Linked DNA regions of Mus musculus: region 1 is linked to region 2. Evidence: chromatin loops called from intact Hi-C (ENCODE). Cell type or tissue: heart. All regions are shown on one strand.

Evidence for each region. Peaks named below come from ENCODE experiments on the same cell type or tissue, not always from the same donor. Only the 100,000 strongest peaks of a DNase experiment are listed, where the experiment ranks them.
Region 1: a loop joins it to region 2, with 2.6 times the contacts of the local background. A loop is called at or near these places in 3 of 42 quality-filtered maps.

The regions. Positions count from the first base shown.
Region 1 is chr13:109,326,002-109,328,501 of GRCm38, forward strand. All of the region lies in intron 3 of Pde4d (phosphodiesterase 4D, cAMP specific), which reads left to right. Among named protein-coding and RNA genes, the nearest start is that of Mir582, 2.5 kb to the left of the region's middle. In heart, no CTCF peak of the experiment used is centred here; no DNase peak of the experiment used is centred here.
Region 2 is chr13:109,238,040-109,240,539 of GRCm38, forward strand. The region is part of intron 3 of Pde4d (phosphodiesterase 4D, cAMP specific); the gene reads left to right. Among named protein-coding and RNA genes, the nearest start is that of Mir582, 85 kb to the right of the region's middle. In heart, no CTCF peak of the experiment used is centred here; a DNase peak (open chromatin) is centred at 1,432; H3K27ac peaks cover 957 bases.

The DNA.
Region 1 (2,500 bases), 88 kb after region 2:
GATTTGAGGTTTGTCATGAACCCAGGAAGAATTCCCAGCAGTTATGTGACAAATTTGGGTGCTAGATACCAAACGGATAATAAACACACAAGAGGCAAGAGGAATTCCTTTAGCTGAAAATACAAACTGGGTTAGGGAGAGGTCTACTCGTGTGGTTCTTGCAGAACGTGTGGCTTGAACTCTAGGCTGTTGTGTTTCAACTAAGGCAAGGATGCTGTTTAGGCCAAATAGGAGTGTCCTCAGAGTATGTCTGGGGGAAGTGGGCAGGCCACTGAACGAGAAGTCACTGGTAATTGCTAAGTTTGGAGGTTGGTGTTGTGGGTTTTGAAGGTAGGAAGGAAAGGCCACTTCTACAGAACTTGCTGGTAGGAAAGTCTAGGGGCCAAGTGAGTAAAACAAATGTAAGACTGCAATAACCCTACTATGTATCTGTAAGCATGTTCTCCTCGTTATAAATGGTATATTTTAAATATCAGCCTGCCTATGACATCTGCATGTGTTTTTCTTTCCTTGGTCATTTTGATATATAATAAATATAAATAGTGAAGATATGACCATTTCTATGTAATTCCTTCAAAGTGGCAGTCTTATCTAATTTTGAATTGAGACTACAACTATGACTAGACACTTCTCATTAAACTTTGTTGGCATGATTTATAAAGAGAAATAGGAAAACTTGAAATTGTGTGAAGGTCCAAATTTGTAATGTTGGTAAAATGATTTATTGTCACAAAATGTTCTTAGTTTGCCAAGTGCTGTAGACTTGCATTAATTTACATTTACTTTTTGCAATTAATTCATTTCACTTTCACCAGAAACGATGTGATTATTCACTCTGTCTGGCTCCTGCATGCTATGTTTTTCCTCCTATAGCTTTCTAGATATTTCCAGTGTGGCCACGAAATAGAATTTATTGATGCTTATGTAATGTCGTTGTGTGTGGCAAGGCCATTTGTCACCAGGGACTCTGGCAGAGCATCTATTGGAAATTCAGTCCACTATTAAGAATTGGCATGACCACACATGCTGAAGGCATCTGCAGGAGGCTATCAGATTAATACTCTATAGTGTCTGTGTAGAGGCACATACTAAAATTCTCTTAGGAGTCAGACTGACTAAATTGGATACAACTAGTAGATGGTAATTGAAATGAGACAGCCCCTGAATCTTAATTGGCATCAATTTAGACTTGGAACAATTTTGTGTAACAGTGCATTGGGATCATGTTTGGAAGACATAGATATGTATGTTTTCCCCTGTTCTATGAGAAACATTGCAAAATCCAGGCTATAGACCGGGTTCCACTGACTCATCTGCTAATTCATCCCTCTCATCTTCGTCTTTGTGTTGAACTCAGTGTAGACACCACTGACAGCAAAATTACCACAACTGGGAAAGAGCTACCACCTTGAGCACAAAACTCACCTGTGATTTGAAGCAGATGTCTGGTTCTATGCCCTGCACTTCAAGTTTCAGCTCAGGCTACCTTTTCTTATTTTTTTTTATTGTCCTTTAATTTCCCTTTTTGCTGCTGCTGCTGCTGTTGCTCCTCCTCCTCCTCTTCCTCCTTCTCTTCTTCCTTATCTTCCTCCTCCTCCTCCCCTTCCTCCTCCTCCTCCTCCTCCTTGTCTCTTCTCTTTCTTCCTACTCTTTCTTCTCCTCCTTTCTCTTCCAGACAAAGTCTTGCTATATAGCCCAAACTGGACATATAAGCTCAACCCCACCCCCCAGCTCAGTTCATGAGTACTGGAGTCACAGGCAAACGCCACCATGCCTGACTTCCACAGCATCTTTCTAATCCCTGCAGATAAGAAAATGCACGTGCTTTTAAGAAGGACCTGGGGTCCAGTAAATTCTGTTTCTTTTGGTGCTTCCCTACATAATACTGGAAGGTAATGCTTGGAGAGTTACTCTTTTTCATTTTAGTTTTACATATTTGATCGATTAGCTATAACTTCCAGCTACAAAGCCAGAGTTTACTGTTACATTGGATGTGTGAAGTCATTGATTAACATACACTTCTGGATCGTATTCCTCCCTTATCTCTTCATTATGTGTTCCAAGTACTTTATTGTTGTTCTCAGCCTATGAGAGACGTATATTCTCCAGGCTACAGACTAGCTGGGAAATGGCAGAAATGAATGTGTTAAGAAATTCACAAACTCAAACAGTCAAAGCCCTTGACATCACAAGCTTTTCTGTCCTTCTGAAGCTGAGGGACAGAGTGTTAATGAAGAAGTCCCAAGTTCACCATGTATCCAGCAAGCTAATTGAGCACTTGAAGAGCTGTTAGACCCAAGTGCCAAGCAAAACCACTACTCTCAGAGAAGTTAGGAAGCTGCCAACTTGGTTCCACAGTTTCCAGAACTAAAGAAGCCAGACTCCATGGCCTTATGTCTGTGCTCAGCAAGTGGTCATCTGTGATAATGAAGGGGCTTCTTGGAGACAAAGGCTTGATGAGAGTGACACTGGCCTTCAGAATCAGGATGGCACAATGCTG
Region 2 (2,500 bases):
TGTCTGAATTCTGCTGCACAGGATCCTGAGGTTAAAGGAAGTGTTCAATGCCATCTGCTGAGAGGAGCCAGAATTCCCCCTACAGGTTCTCTAAGGTGGCTTTGTGCTGCTCTGAACACTGTGAACTCCCCTCCCACTATCACAGTCACTGCTTTTTAGCCTTTGGCTAAGATCAAGTAGAATGTTTCTTCTTGTGGCTTTTAATAATTGATGTGTTCTCCATCCAAGGACAACGTATTTAGACTGTGTGTGCATTACAAAGAACTGAGCTCCACTTAATGGAGAATTTTAAAATAAGAGGTGTGCTTGAATTCTCTTGGATCCCATTCTTCTTTTGACATTGTTTCCTCCAACGTGCCACAGTGGATCATGCTTTGATAAACAGGATGAAGGGCCCCAGGTCTGAGGCTGCATTCCAGAAGTATTTCTTCCACAGAGCTGGGGAGCATTTTCCTCTGCACAGAGTATTGGTAACACGTATGTGTTTTCCCCCAACCCCACCCCATACTCATTCGGGGTTAGCTTTGAAGAATTGTGATGGCATCCAATGAAAATAAAGTGAACAGAAGAAATGGCAGATTATACCTGTCCAGGGTTAACGTGAAGGATAGTCTTTCGTGATATAAGATGGATTTCCTTATCAGCTACCATGAATTTTATATTAGGCTCAGTTAAAAGACAAACAGAAAGACAGAGGACAGGAGAAGGCAGAGGGCAAAAGGTTAAAAAAAAAAAAAAGATAAGGACAAAGAGAGGAAGAGGAAAGAGAAAAAGCAACGTCAATGGCTCCGTAGGTCCTGAGGTGAGTGAGCTGCTTGCAGCTCAACAGCTTTGGTCAGCATCCTGTTATTGTCTTTGGGCATCAGAATACACTTCACCACCCTTTGAAATTTCCATACACACTACAATGATTTTGCTGTAATCTTTCTTTCCTGGGAAACGGCTTATTCGTTTTTTTTTTTTTTTTTTTTTTCTTTTTTTTCTTTTCAACCCTTGAGGTCATTTTCTTGTTTCAGGTTTTATTTTTACAAAGTCCTGAAGACTTTGCAATGGGTAAAATTGTGAATTTAGTCTTCAGCATCTCCATGACAAATTTAACTCTGGGCCAATCACTAAGAGGGGGTGGGGGTGGGGGTGGGGGTGGGGGAAGTGGCTTCTTCCTCCCCAGGCTAAAATGTGACATTTCTAAATATGCCCATCATTACTTCGTTTTTTGAGTATTTGAAAATGCATGATTATAAGTCTTAGTTCTCAGGGCTTTATGTCAAACCTACTTACTGTCCCTTGTAGCTGCCGTGTCTTTGTTTTTGACGAGCATTGAGATACTCTGTGCTCTTCAGTTCTTTTTAAACTGCCTGGGGCTTCAAGCGCCTCTGTCACTGGTGTGGAGTAGAGCCCACAGGAACGATGTCACTTCCTCTCCCTTCCCCCTCCCTACTCCCACCAAAGAGCACTTCCTGCCGCTTCATTTCAACTGGCTGTGCTGCGGGATGCCATGTTAGCTCAGGGCACTCAATTTTTTTTTTTTTTTTTTTTTTTTTAATGAGAGCGGCAGTTCTGGATACACAGAGCTCAGAGCGCCGGAACTGATTCTTTGTGAAGCCGAACCCGGATCTAACTCTATTCCTAGAAGAGCACCAGTTCCCTCCTTACAGAGGAGGCCACTAAATAGAAAACTTCCACAGACACAAGGCTAATGGAATTAAGTTAAGGACTCATTTTCGTCTTAGAAAAATAACACATATAGAGGGGCATGATTTTTCGCTCACATTGAAAATGAGTTTTCACTTGTATAAAAGCGAAAATATAATGACTCATTAAGTACACTGTATGGCTGCAGGGAAACCAATAAAAGTGCAATAATTCCAAGTCATATTAATTATCATCCAGAAGAAGCCAGAACACCTTGAGTCTTAGCACAACAAGAAACACAGACTGTACACAGCATATCACGCATACGGTAGAGTACAGAGTTCACGCTGACTCCGTGATTCAAGAGCTTCTTCCTCGGAACACAGAATGGCCCAACGTGTACACCTGCCCAGGCAGCTTGATCTACTGGGCTGTGGCTCAGGCGGACACCAGGCTTCACGAGGCTGCTCGCTTGCCTCTCAGTGCTGGCCGCCGTTGGTTCTTCCTTCTGAGCACAGGATTTCTGCTCATTTTTATTCTGGAAACAATTGTCACTGTGTGAGACAATTTGTCATTCCCAACCCTGGGACAGTCTTCCTTGAATGAGGATTCTCAGTTTGCTATTCTTTCTCCCACCAACACCTCTGTTCCCATCGAGAAAACTGTTATCTGTTCAGGCAAATCCTGATTTCGGAGCACACTGACTCTCTGCCAATAGGATTTTTGGTTAGAAGTTATATACACACATATATATGTATGTGTATGTGTATGTGTATGTGTATGTGTATGTATATGTATATGATATAATACACATATATTAGTATATGTATATTGCATATATATACACATATTTATGTTGTATTTTAGA